Regions from separate parts of the Homo sapiens genome. Here region 2 is linked to region 1. The links are chromatin loops, found by intact Hi-C in ENCODE. Cell type or tissue: IMR-90. All regions are shown on one strand. Each heading gives the region's core, and the rest is flanking DNA. Links, peaks and the distances in the headings are about the cores only.

Region 1 (6,050 bases), core at 797-3,296:
GTTAAAGCACCAGATCTCAGAGAATCCAGGACACACAGAAGGAAGGAGGGGGCATCAAGCTTGGGCACAGATATACTGCCACCGCCCACATCGGGACCCAGGAGGGAGAGCTGGACTGCAGGGTGGGGGTGGGAAATGTTACCAAGGGGGTAGGAGTCAAGGGCATGTGTCAAAGCCCAGCTTGTCCCTGAGCCTGCAGGAATGGTCGTGGATGGCGCGGGAACAGTTGGGCTGCGGGGTGGGGAGGCTGCTGAGGCAGAGCATATTAGCAGCGGGTCAGCAGCAGAGAGTGAAGGAGACAGGGCAAAATAGGGAGCTTGGAAAAGAGGGCCAATGTCTCTACTGAGCTGAGAAAATGAGACAGAGTGACAGAGATGAAAACTCAGAGGGAGGGAGATAGAGACTCAGAGAGAGACAGAGAGACAGAGCATGTGCACACCCAGCACAGGCAGCTGGGGCCCCACCCCCATCCCCAGGAGCCACACCTTTACAATGTCTTTCCCAGGCCACCCTCTCCTGGAGCCTCTCCTTCAGGCTCCTCTTTACCACTGATACCGGTCATTTTGTGTTACTCAGGACCTTTTTGGTTGCAAGTGATAAAACTTCAACTTGAACAAGATCAAGAAAAAGGAGATGAACTTTGACAAGATGCCTGGGAGTCGAGCCCAGTGAAGGAACGTTCAACAACCAGACCCTGGAGAAGGGCAGGGACCTGCCTCTGGGAGGAGCTGGCCGGGCGCTCACGCCTGAACTGGTTGATTTCATTCTCATCTTTTTCCTCTTGCAGGGCCATGGCCTTTGAGGACACTGCAGGCCCTGCAGCCTGAGAGAGAGTCTCTATTCCCAGGCCAGTTTGCAAACTCCCAAGAAAGACATCTCAGGGCTCAGGACCATGGACCATGGGGCAATGGACGGACCTGTAGGAACATTGTGGCTGAGTGGGGAGGGCAGTGCCCAGAAGAACATGCTGGGGCCAGGCACGAGGAAAGCAATAGGTGGGCCCTGAGGTCAGACGGCCACAGCAGAAGCGCCTCCTCACGCTGGGACTCCCTCCTCCTCCTTCTCCTTCACCTCCTCCTCTCTCTCCATCTCTCTTTTTTTTTTTTTTTTTTTGAGACGGAGTCTCGCTCTGTCACCCAGGCTGGAGTGCAGTGGCGTGATCTCGGCTCACTGCAAGCTCTGCCTCCCAGGTTGACGCCATTCTCCTGCCTCAGCCCCCTGAGTAGCTGGGATTGCAGGCGCCCACCACCACGTCCGGCTAATTTTTTGTATTTTTAGTAGAGACGGGGTTTCACCGTGTTAGCCAGGATGGTCTCAATCTCCTGACCTCGTGATCCGCCCGCCTCTGCCTCCCAAAGTGCTGGGATTACAGGCGTGAGCCACCACGCCCGGCCTCTCTCCATCTCTCTCTCCATACCTCTCTCTCTCTTTCTCTGTCTCTATTTGTCCCTCTCTCTTCTCCCCCTCTCCCCTACCCCCCTAAGCCTACCGGGCGGGGGGCTCCCTGCTTCTTCCCATCCCACATCACCCCTCCTGGCTTTCTCAGCCCTCTTGTCCTGCAGATTTTGTGGCCTTCACACACTCGCCACATTCTTGTTCCACCGTGGCACTCAGGGTCTCCATGGCTACCTATGCCCAGAGCTAAACAAAGCGCTGGTGTAGCTGGGCTCCAGCCAGGGCCCAGGGTGGCAGGCCCAGGACCTCCAGGTGCGGGCACTGTTTCCGCTGAAGCGGCCGGGCCACCGCCAGCTCTCTTGGCAGCCTTGGCACTGCTGAGTCACACTGGGCTTTCTGTTTCCATAAAACATGTTTCAGAGATTTATGAGGTAATCATGTGCTCACTACAGAAAAATTCGAAAACACAAATATAAAGGATCTATTTCTCCTCGGTCTTTTACTTATGCAAATTTTAAAACAAACGTCGACTTAGTCTATATATAGCTTTTGCTTAACTTCTTATCAAGAGCATTTACCCTGCTCATAATGTGTGAATGATATTCGTTTATGGATTACAAATACAATAGCGGACAGTTATTACTCTGCTGAATACTTTTTGCTGGCTATTTTATTTAACAAACTACCACGTGGTTTCCCCAAGAACAGTTAGATTCCCCATTTCACAAATGTGGAAGCTGAGGTTTAGAGTGGTTGAATAAATTGTTCACAGTCACACAGCTAGTACATGGCAGGTCCCAACTTTGAGGCCAAATCACCTTGTTTCACAGCCAATGTCATTTCTCTCCATGACCCCTCCTGCCTGTGTACCACAGGTCACAGGTGTGCATGAGGTGTCTGTGTGTCACAGGAGGGCATCACCACTCTCCTCCACCTGGGCTGAGCTATGTCCCTCCAGGACAGTGGTGGAGGATGCTTCCCAGGAGGAGTGACATCCTGTTTGTAAGCCACCAGCTTGTAAGTCATGGAGTTGCCTGTGGTGGCATGGCGGAAGCCTGGCTGTGCTCTGTGGGCCAAGGGCATGAGGGACAGGCAGCCCTTCATGGCAAAGAGCCAAAGAGTAATTCAGAAAACTAGAATTTGAATAGAATCACCTCAACTTTTAAAGACGGCATACCAAAACCCCAAGCAAATATCACATCCAATGGAGAAACCTTAGAAACATCCCCATCTAGATTGGCAAGAAGATAAGGTGCCTGTTAGCATTGCTGCTATGTAACAAAGAGCCAGAGTCAGGGCCACTGTTATAAAACAAGAAAAGGAAATGGGAGGTGTAGAAGTCGGAAGGAGGAAAGAGATTAAAATGTTATTTGTGGACTATATGAAAATTTACATAGAAATTTCAACTAATTATTAAAACTAATAACAGGGTTGCTGGATGGATGTAAAGTCAACTTACAAAGACCAATAACACTTTGTCTATACCACATTAACCACCTATAATATATAGGAGAAAATAAGACATATATACATATAAGAAAATAGGATACCTTTCATAACAGCAACACAACCTATAAAATGCCTGAAAAAAAATATACTAGTCCTCTGTAAAGGAAATTTTTACCCTCTAATAAAGGAGATAAAAGTGGATCTAAATAAACAGAATAATCTGTGTTGTTGGATTGGACAACTTAATATTAAAGTATCAATTCTACCCAATTATTACCACAATTGTCGTCCTAATCAAACTCCAACTGTCCTTTTTTAGGAATGCAATACATTTATTCTAAAATTTATAAGGAAGAATAAAAGTTCCCAAATTACTACCATAATTTTTTTAAAGATGTTACAGGATCTCTGGGGTGTCGACTTTTCTGACTGGAAACCTCTGTGGCCACGGCGCCTTTGCCCGAGTTCTTGTCCTGTGTCCAGGAAGAATGAGGTACACAGACAAGTGATGGGTAAAGAAGAAGAGTTTTATTTAGTGTTAGAACAGCTCAGAGGAGTGGGTAGCTCCTTTCTATAGGCAGGTCCTCCGTTGAGTGTTCCTCTCTCAGCAGAGGAGGCCTGGAGAGGGTGGCTCCTGTCTGCAGGCAAGTCATTCGGAGGTCTCTGCAGGTCTCTGAAACTCTCAGCAGACAGGGTAGCTCCTCTCTGCACACTGGTCATCTCTGCAGCTCTCAGCAGAGAGGGTACTCCTCTCTGCAGCTCTCAGCGTAGAGGGTACTCCTCTCTGCAGCTGGTCGTCCTGTCCCATCATCTCTCTGCCCTCTTCATCTTCTGGCCATCCTCCATGCCTTAAGTCCGGCAGCCGCACTGTTCGCTTTTAACTGGCTGTCAGAGGCCCGGTATTTTTCTTTCATTTTGACTATTGTGGAGCTTAGGGACTCCGAAGAAAAGGACAGAAAGATTTGCTTTTACTCACCCTTCCACAGATCCCAGATGAGCCAAGAAGAATGTATCTCACCAGAAGGAAGATAACCCAAAAATCATAGTAATAAGAAGGTAAAGTGCTGGCATCATAAACCAAAATAGAGAACTTGGATATAGACCCACGTGTGTACAAGAACTTGGTTTATGGCAGAGAAGCCACCACAAGTCAGTGTAGAAAGAAGAACATGTGTAGCAAATGATTGCTGAGAAAACTAGCTCCTTAATAGGGGGTGGAGGGTGTTGGATTCCCACCACACCCATATGCAGAGGTGGGCTCCAGGTGAATTAAAGATCTCAATGTGAAAGATGTAACTATAAAGGCAATAGAAAAAATTACAATCATGTATTTGATACCTGGGGTTGGATTCAGGGAAGCTTTCATAAGAAAGACCTAAAAAGCACAAACTATAAGGCAAAACTTGATGTTTTCCCTATATAAAAATTAAGAATTTATATTCAAAACTGGATTTCCAAATGCAAAAGAATGAAACTGGACTCTTGTCTTACACCATACACAAAAATCAACTCAAAATGGATAAAAGATCTTAAAGGTAAGACCTGAAACCATAAAACTCCTAGAAGAAAACAAGCGGGAAAAAGTTTTCGACATTGGCCCTGGCAATGACTTTTTGGATACCACACCAAAACTCAGGCTACAAAAGCAAAAATAAATCAATGGGACCGCATCAAACTAAAAAGCTTCTGCACAGCAAAGCAAACAATCGACAACAAAAAAAAAGGCAACCAACAAATCAGAGAAAAATATTTGTAAACCATGTATCTAATAGGGAGTTAATATCGAAAATGCCTTTTAAAAACGCATACAACTCAACAGCAAAAACAACAAACAATCCACTTTAAAAATGGGCAAAGAACCTGAATAAACATTTCTCCAAAGAAGACATAGAAATGGCCAGCAGATATATGAAAGATGCCCGACATCACTAATGATCAGGTAAATGCAAATCAAAACCACTATGAGATACCACCTCACATCTGTCAAGGTGACCATTACCAAAAAGACTAGAGATTACAAGTGTTGGTGTTGGTGTGGAGAAAAGGGAACCTTCCTTGTACACTACTGGTGAGAATATAAGCTCGTTTAGCCATTATAGTAAACAATATAGAAGCTCCTCAAAAAAATTAAAAATAAAATTACCTTATAATCCAGCAATCCCATTACTGGCCATATACCCAAAGAAAATGAGATCACCACCTCATAAAGATATCTGCACTCCCAAGTTCATTGCAGCATTATTCACAATAGCCAAGATACAGAAACAGCCTAGATGTCTGTCAGTGGACAAATGGATAAAGAAACTATGGTATGTATACACAGTGGAATATTAATTAGGCTTTATAAAGGAGATCCTGCCATTTGACACAATGTAGACAGAGCTGGAGGACATTATGCTAACTGAAATAAGCCAGATACAGAAAGACAAATATAGTGGATCAAACTTATATGTGGAATCTTAAAAAAGAAAAAAAGAAAGAAAGGCAAATACACAGAGATAGAGAATAAAACAGTGGTTACCAGGAGTAAGGTGGGAGAAAGAAATGGGAAGATGTGAGTCAAAGTACACAGAATAGCAGATATGTAGGATGGACAAATCTAAAGATCCAGACATGAGGACTTTGGTTACTAATAGTGTATCACATTGGGAATTTTTGCTAAATGAGTATATTGTAACTACTCTTACCAAAAAAAAAGTGCTAATATAAGATGATGGATATGTTACTTTACTTCACTATAGTAATTATTTTACTATCTACATGGATCTCGTAACATCATGTTGTATGCCTTAAATATACACAATCAAATTTATTTTTTAAAAAATCTAATTGATACAACTCAGCACTCTGGAGGACCCACCATAGGTAAAAGTTAACTTATTATGACCATTCAGGGGCAAAAAGAATTTCTATTTAAGGGATACCGTAGACAAGGCCAGGTGCAGTTGTTCACACCTATAATCCCAGCACTTTGGGGGGCCAAGGTGGTTGGATTGCTTGAGCTCAGGAGTTTGAGACAACCTGGGCAACACTGCAAAACCCCGTCTCTACCAAAAATACAAAAATTAGCTGGGCATGGTGGCACATGCCTGTGGTCCCAACTACTGGAGAGTCTGGGAGGATCACTGGAGCCCAGGAAGTTGAAGTGTCAGTGAGCCATGTTTGTGCCACTGTGCTCCAGCCTGAGTGACATAGCAAGATCCTGT
Region 2 (8,027 bases), core at 2,735-5,234, 270 kb after region 1:
GCTCCCCAGCTCCAGCGCCGCTGATGAGCCCTATTCATTCCCGGGCCTGACACTCACGACCTGCCCTGGCTGATTGCTGGGGGCTGGCCCCAGGAGCGCTGATGAGCCCCAAGGGTCAGCAGCGCTAATTATCCGCTAATTGCAGATGACTCTCACCTCCCCCCTTCTGAGACACAGAAATGGTGGCGCCTTTTACCATCGTCCTCCCCCTCCTCCCAATTCCCAGCAGTAGAGTTGTCAATCTAGAGGCAAAAGTCAGACAGTTTGGCTTGATAGCCACCTCAGGTCAGTGGGCAAGAAAGAGACAAGACAGGCAAGTCAACAGAAGAGTGACTCAAGCTTCAGGACACAGGGCAAGCCTGGCCAGCTACAGTGAGTGTCATCTGGTCACAAGGAAATTGTTATTCAGGTGAGGCTGGGTAGAGCCAAGCTAGTTAAAACTGATAACAGTAAAGCCAGGCAAGTTTAGGAAGATGCAGTCTAGGTAGGGGAAGTGATTTGGCTCCAGCGAGGACGAAAACCTACACAAGTTCCAGGATTGCCCGGCCAAGACAGAGCAGGGCAGGAGGGAACTCTGGGTCTCAGTGACATTTGTCCCAAATCAGGAGTGTTGTGTTAGCCTAGTGAACACTGTTAAAGTCAGGCTGATGTATTTAAATCAGTACCTGAAAGACACTGTCACCAGGGTGGACTGAGGAAGGGGGCAGGACTCAAGAAGGGAGTTTTTTGGTTATGCCTTAACTGACAATTCATCAGAGAAGTGAACAGAGAAGAGTGTCATTTCCATGCAGTCTTGATCTACCTTGGGCTCCACATTAAACCAGTGAAATTTCTAAGGAACGAGTCTGGTGGTAAGATGTCACAATGGAGAAAGAAGAGGTGCCTTAGCTTAACTCCAACTCACTACTAAAGAACTTGTCTAAAGATACTCTTCAGAACACCCCTTTGCTAAATTAACCAAGCACTTTACCATACCAACATGCAAGATGAAGCTTCAAAAGTATATTGTATTTTTAAAGTGAGAGGGCTTATCGGTGTTGGATACATAACAGAGGCTTACTGACTTGACAAATTGAGGCAACTTTGGGCTACAAAACTGAAATTAAACCTGTATGAGCAGTTACAGGATCAGCCAAATAAGGCATGAAGGAAGAACCATTTTTAAAAGTAATTGCATTCATTTATTGCATAGGTAATAAAATCACATAGTACCAAGTTCCAAAAGCTCAAAAGGATATATATTGAAACATCTCTCTTCCACCAGTCCCTTCAATAAAAGGCCACTTTAAGAAGCCTGTCACATTCTGGTATGTCAAGGACTCAAGATTAAAAGACCCTCTGATTGTATTAGCCAAGCACGGTGGCACACACTTGTAGCTCCAGCTACTTGGGAGGCAGAGGCGGGAGGATTGCTTGAGCCCAAGATTTGGAGGTTAGAATGAGTTATAATCACACCACTGTACTCCAGATTGGGTGAGAGAGGGAGACCTTGTCTCTAAAAAATGTCTTAAAGACCCTCTGGGCTGGGCATGGTGGTTCATGCCTGTAATCCTAGCACTTTGGGAGGCCGAGGTGGGTGAATCACCTGAGGTCAGGAGTTCGAGATTAGCCTGACCAGCATAGTGAAACCCCATCTCTACTAAAAATACAAAATTAGCTGGGCATAGTGGCACATGCCTGTAATTCCAGCTACTTGGGAGGCTGAGGCAGGAGATCGCGTGAACCTGGGAGGTGGGTTGCAGTGAGCCGAGATCGCACCACTGCACTCCAGCATGGGCAACAAGAGGGAAACTCCATCTCAAAAAATAAATAAATAAAATAACCCTCTGATCTTGAAGATATATGTCGCCTAGTTCATGCCAAGAGCTTATTGCTTAGAACTATACTCAGTAAAGTGGATTCTCTACTCAAGCTGGCACAGGAAGTACCTACTTTTTTTTTTTTTTTGAGATGGAGTCTCGCTCTGTTGCCCAGCCTGGAGTGTAGTGGCATGATCTTGGCTCACTGTAACCTCCTCCTTCCGGATTCAAGTGATTCTCTTGCCTCAGCCTCCCAAGTAGCTCTGATTACAGGCGCCTGCCACCATGCCCGGCTAATTTTTGTGTTTTTAGTAGAGACAGGGTTTCACCACGTTGGCCAGGCTGATCTCGAACTCCTGACCTCATGATCTGCCTGCCTCGGCCTCCCAAAGTGCTGGGATTATAGGCATGAGCCACTGCGCCTGGCCAGGAAGTACATACTTAAAACTTAGTGCCAACAAATCCCAGTGGGCCACCAATTCTGAACAGAGGCAGGTGAGACCTTAAGTACTTCTACTGACCTGGTGTGGTTTGTGTTTGTTAGATACTGTATTTCATAACCCATTTATATCCTCTATCTGTTCCCTTGCCATGCTAGAGATACGAAGTGTGACTTCTGTGAAGTCCTTGACATTCCGTAACATTGGCATACATAGTGGCAACTGCAGCAACCCATTTCCTTTCCCTGCCCTTTCATAGAACATAGAACTGAGGCCACATGGTAAATGGAAAGAAGCACTGGCTAAAGGAAAAAGACCTGGAATCAAATTCCTCTTCTGACCCCTCACTGGGCCCTGTGACCTTGACCCCTCTTTGACATCTCCATCTGTGAGGGAGAGTGATTAATATCTACTCTGGCTGGGTACAATGATTTATGTCTGTAATCCCGACACTTTGGGAGGCCCAGGTGAGAGAACCACTTGAGACCAGGAGTTCAAGCCCAGCCTGGGCAACATAGTGAGATCCCGTCTCTATAAAAAAAAATTTAAAAATTGGCCAGGCATGGTGGCACATGCCTGTAGTCCTAACTACTCAGGAGGCTGAGGTGGGAGGATCACTTGAGCCGGGGAGGTTGAGGCTTCAGTGCGCAGAGATTGTGCCACTGCACTCTAGCCTGGGTGACGGAGCAGGACCCTGTCTTACAAATAAGAACAACAAGGGCTGGGCGTGGTGGCTCACGCCTGTAACCCCAGCACTTTGGGAGGCTGAGGCGGGTGGATCACGAGGTGAGGAGATCCAGACCATCCTGGCTAACACGGTGAAACCCCGTCTCTACTAAATATACAAAAAATTAGCCAGGCGTGGTGGCAGGCACCTGTAGTACTAGCTACTGGGCAGGCTGAGGCGGGAGAATGGTGTGAACCCAGAGGGCGGAGCTTGCAGTGAGCAGAGATCACACCACTGCACTCCAGCCTGGGCGACAGAGTCAGACTCCGTCTCAAAAAAAAAAACTTTGTCTAGTCAAAAAGCAAGGGCAAGAGTCAATTGAATATGAAAAAACACCTTCCAAAACGAGTTCTTCCTGCACTAAATAGACAAAGAGTAGAGTGGCGAAGAAAGGAAGGGGACTCATTTTCCCTGAAATCCAGAGCACTCCAAAAACTACTTCACTCTCTCATCAGTATCAAGTACAGACCTTACCTCTGTCAAATCTGAACAGAGCTAGTTCCTTTCTTTACCAGCAAAAAACTATGATTCTCCTACTGAATTCCTGAACAGACGCATTATGGGCAAGTACCTGGTCTCATTGTCCGAAACAGAATTCTGAAAGTGCTGCTTTGTCCATATTCTCTGACATTTGGGAAATGCTCCTACAGAGGAATTTTATCTTTAATCTACCCTCTGTGCCCACCGCGGCCTCATCATCTGGCCTGACCTGTGTTGCCAACCAGCACCAAGGATGCTAAGAAAAAAACAAAGTATTCAAGTCAAAGACCACAAATCTATACCTCCAATCCACTCATTGGCCAGAGAAAGTCCTCTCATGGTGGGCAGCGTCGGGCCTGGCCGCGGGTGCCCTCTGGTGGCAGCAGCGCACAACTGCGGGCACGGCGAAGGAGGTGCGGGGTGCTGCAGCGCCCCCTGGCGACAGTCCAGGAGACGCGCCGAGGGCAAAGAAACCACTAACGGAGCATCCAAGGGCGAGCGCGCGGGACGCCTCTAGATGCTTAACTGTGAATGCACTGTTTGGGGACGGGGGGTTGTACGTGAGTGTCTTAACGTCTAGTGTGCGTGAGTGTAGGGTTAAGTATGTTTAGTGTGCCCCGGTACCCGAACCCTGTATTTCTGTTGTGTTAAATGTGTACAGTATGTATGAGCCCGCGCGTTCACACGCGGGTAGGTTGGTGGTGGGGAGGTCCGCGCCTCAGTGCAGGGCGGAGTCCTCACGGAGGCGTGAAATTGGTTTGGAGCAAACACATTACGAAAAGCAATTACCAGGGAGAGGTTCTGGGCCCGCGGGACCAACAGCCAGGAGGCTGGGGAGGGAGCGCCCTGGCTCGCAAGAGTCTGAATGTCTAACCCCAGTGAGGACCCTCCTGACATTGCCCGCTAAGGGGACAATATGTGAAGTTGTGCACAGCCCCTTCACAGCCACCACTCCACATCGCCTTTCTTCCCTTCCCCGTCCTTAAAAAGGCATCCCATGATCGCAGGCTCTCCAGATGTGGCCAGAAATCCTCCCCCATCTTCCTATCACTTTAGAGGAGGGTCCTTCTTCTGGGACGCCCTCCCAGATCTCAACCCCATTCCTCACCCTCCTCTTCATGCCCCCAGCTCCTGCTCCCACGTTTATCTTGCATTCATCCTATTGCCCCTTGTATTCTAACTGGTTGTTCACACCCTTGTTTCTCAGACTAGACTGAAGATTCACTGAGGGCAGGAGCGTGTCTCGTTCCCAGCAGGGCATGAAGCACCTAAAACCTGGGGACCCGGAAGCACACAGTGAACCAAGTGGGTGCGATCAAATAGAATTTCCATCAAAATCCACCAGCAGGACTCTCTCGGGCAAGTCATCTGCGGGAGTCGGGATTCCCTGGGAGCAGAGCTCCAAACTCTTTCCCGCACCAGCGAGCCCGCACTCGCATGATACCCAGACCTGCGCTCGACCTGGCCCCAGATCCCCGTGCCAAGGGCCACAGCCTCTGAGATGCTTCCTAGGCGGCTCCAGTGCCATCTCCCCAGCAACGGCCTTCTGCTTCCCGTTACTTCCTCGTCTTCCCCATCTTAGCATCTGGCACCACCGTCCAGGGGTCCAAGCCAAAAACCTGCGAGTCGCCCTAGACAGCGCTATTCTGCAGCCCCCTACATCCCCCCCAGCGGCGGCCCCCCAGTTCTTCCCAGGGATCCCGAATCTCGCCCGCCGCGACCACCTCTGGCCTGGACCACCGCCGCAGGTGCCCCCCGACCCACGCCCGCAGCCAGGACGGTCCGTCCTGCCACTCCTACTGATCTGCTCTACTCAGGTCTCAGGCTAAATGTCACCTCCTCAGAGAGCAGGTTTCCCTGTCACCGACTGCCAACCCCCCATCCCGCACGTCTCTCCCCGGGCTCGGCAGCACCTGCCGCTTCCTCCTGTGCGCCGCGCTCCGGCTACCCCGCGCAAGCGGACCCTGGTGGGGGCCTGGAGGGCAGTCCTTGCCCCCGTGCGGCGGTGCCTGAACGCAGCAGGCCCTGGAACGGCTGCGGAACAAACCATCGAGCACTAGGGCGTCCCCCGGGACCCCCACCCGAGCCGCGGTCTCCACGGGGCGCCCCGCAGGCCCTCGACAGGAGTGGGCCTCGCGCACCAGGTTCCCGCCCATGTCTTGGGGCAGCCGCTTCCTGCCCGCGAGGTGGGGCCTGTGCGGTCGGGGTCCGCCTGGGGTTTCCACAGCGAGGAGCCTCCACCGCTTGCCCACCCGCACCCGCGTCCCAGAGCCGCGCCCTAGTACCTGAAGCCAGACAGACCGGTCAGCCCAAGGTCCGTGAGGCCAGGGTGGGAATCCGGGCCCCCTCACTTCCTCTCCGCTTCTCCTCAGCCGCCTCTCAACGCCTAACCCGGCTTCGGGCTCTGGTCCGCGCGGCCTAAAGCCTCGCGACCTCCAGGCCTCGCCCCCTGCCGCCTCGCGCCCTCCAGGCCCCAACCCCTGTCCCTTCGCGCCCTCCTGGCCCCGCCCTTCGTCGCCTCGCTAGTGCCGGTTGGCGGGAAAGTCGCGAGCTCCAGCGCTTGCGCACTCCGCCGCCTGGGGGAACTCTGTCCAGCGACCCTTGACGTCAGGGATCACGGTGCACTTGATTGGCTGCTCTGTCCCGACCACCTGCCCTTCGCCTGTGGTTGCAGGCAGCTCCCGACTGCTGGGGCCTCTGGCAGGTTCTGAAAATCCTGATACTGCAATGACCCTCAGGGACTCTCCTCCCTCTCTTTTTACAGATGCAGAAACGTGATCCCAGAGAGGGAAGAGACTTACGTTCCACAAGTTAATGGCAGAGTTAAGACCAGAACCTGTGTCATGGAACTTTCAACTCAGCGCTCTTGCGGCCAGAGCTAAATTTAAGGAAGGAGCAGATAAAAGAGGCAGGAACCAGGCATGCTTCTGGTGCTCCCTGACCTACCGTGTCAGGCAATAGGCAGAACTGGTTCTGTTTTTCTAAACCTGGGCCTTTCGCTGTCACCTGAGCCATGGTTACCCTCTGCGATCGGCCACCCCACATGCCCCTCCTTCCGGGTGGCTCTCCTGCCTCCTCACCTTCCTACCCCAAGGGTTCCTGTGCCTTCCTGCCCAACTCTCTGCACTGCCTCCATGTGCACCCTGCACCTCCTTTAGGCCTTTTCAAACGCGTTCTCACCTGGCGGTCATTCTGTCATTTCATGGAGCTGGCAAGCCTGGGACCCCTTAGCAGCCGGCTGATGCCAAAGGGGAAGGTGATTCAGCTGGAACCGTGGGGCAGGCAGGGAGCCCCTGTCAGTCCGCCCATCCCGACTCCCCTGCAAGGGAGCCAGTTCAGAGGAAGGTCTGTTGGAGACAGCACCAAACACAGACCTGGAGATTTTTAATGCACATACAGGGTTTGCACAGGCTAGAAGGGGGCCTCAGGAGAGCCCCAGTAGGAGTGTGTCTTCATCAGACATCACCCGGCTGCCGCTGTCGGTCCGCTTCTCTGCATTGGGAATTGCAGCATCCACACCTGCCTGCGGAGCTGGGCCTCCTGCTGCCAGGGCTACCTGGCCTGAGTTAGTGCAGAGGCGCGCCCTCTGCAGGCTGGGGCATCTGCTTTCAGGCCCTCTCAAAAGGCCATGGACATCTGGAAGGAGAGGTTTGGATTCAGAGGCTTCTGGTGGTTCGGGGACGGGCCGGTTCTGGCTAGGGCCCTCCCCAACCCTTCTCTTGCCTTCCACACATCCCTGGACCCCAAGCAGCTGTGACTGCTCACAGATCCCGGGGCTCACCTAGTAGAGCACGCCCTCAAAATCCAGCTGCAGGTAGCGGAGCAGGCGCGGTGGCAGGGGGAGGCGGGGCAGCGCTTGGGGCAGGCTGCCCTCCAGGTGGGAGCGGAGCGCACAGCGGCTCAAATGCTGCAGCGACCTGGGCTGCCTCACCAAGGCGAAGAGGGAGGAGTAGAAACGCTGATGTTTCTGGGGGCAGAACAAGGGGCTCAGTGAGAGGCAGCCTCAGACAGGTAGCACCGGCTCCTCCTCACAGGGTAGGCTGGTGAGGGGTGGGGCATCTACCGGAAGGAACCTATTAGAAACAATGAATGTTTGAGTGTTCACTCTGCAAGTTCTCTCTTCTGGGACATGAGTGCATCTTTGGGTACTTTCTATGGGGGGCTGCGGTTTAGCGGGTGGGAGTCTTGGGACCAGGATGAGAAGCTCTATGTTCAGGGCCTTGGAATCTGACCTGCAGAGTTTCAGGAGTCACCAGGCCGACGGCCTCCTCGGGAAGCTGCACAACACTGTAGGTGTTCATCAGGACCTCGATGGTCCGAGGGCACGTGCTCCAGCGCTCCAGCACCTGTGGGAGGCAGAGGCATGTTGGGTCCTCAGTCAGTCCACACAGTGACCAGACAGCTCCAGAATAGTTGTTGTGGGTTGAACTTTGTTCCCCAAAAGATATATTGAAGACCTATCCCCCTGTACCTATGAATGGGACCTTATTTGGAAATAGGGTCTTTGCAAATGTTAATCAGGTTAAAATGTGGTCATTAGGGTGGGCCCTATTCAATATGACTGGTGTTCTTATAAGAAGA

Evidence for each region. A loop is a pair of places that touch in the nucleus more often than their neighbours do. Peaks named below come from ENCODE experiments on the same cell type or tissue, not always from the same donor. Only the 100,000 strongest peaks of a DNase experiment are listed, where the experiment ranks them.
Region 2: it touches region 1 in a loop (7-fold over the local background); 12 of 110 quality-filtered maps call a loop at or near these places.

Annotation. Positions count from the first base shown.
Region 1 is chr7:150,902,079-150,908,128 of GRCh38, forward strand. No RefSeq gene overlaps it. Among named protein-coding and RNA genes, the nearest start is that of AOC1, 53 kb to the left of the region's middle. In IMR-90, for the core only: no CTCF peak of the experiment used is centred there; a DNase peak (open chromatin) is centred at 1,813; H3K27ac peaks cover 718 bases.
Region 2 is chr7:151,168,885-151,176,911 of GRCh38, forward strand. It overlaps ASB10 (ankyrin repeat and SOCS box containing 10), which reads right to left. Exons shown (of 6, transcript NM_001142459.2): 4 at 7,679-7,792; 5 at 7,228-7,413; 6 at 6,814-7,082. The coding sequence ends at 7,228. Among named protein-coding and RNA genes, the nearest start is that of GBX1, 5.2 kb to the left of the region's middle. RefSeq lists a silencer at 5,878-6,172 and an enhancer at 5,878-6,172. In IMR-90, for the core only: a CTCF peak has its summit at 3,852 (motif pointing left); no DNase peak of the experiment used is centred there; H3K27me3 peaks cover 604 bases.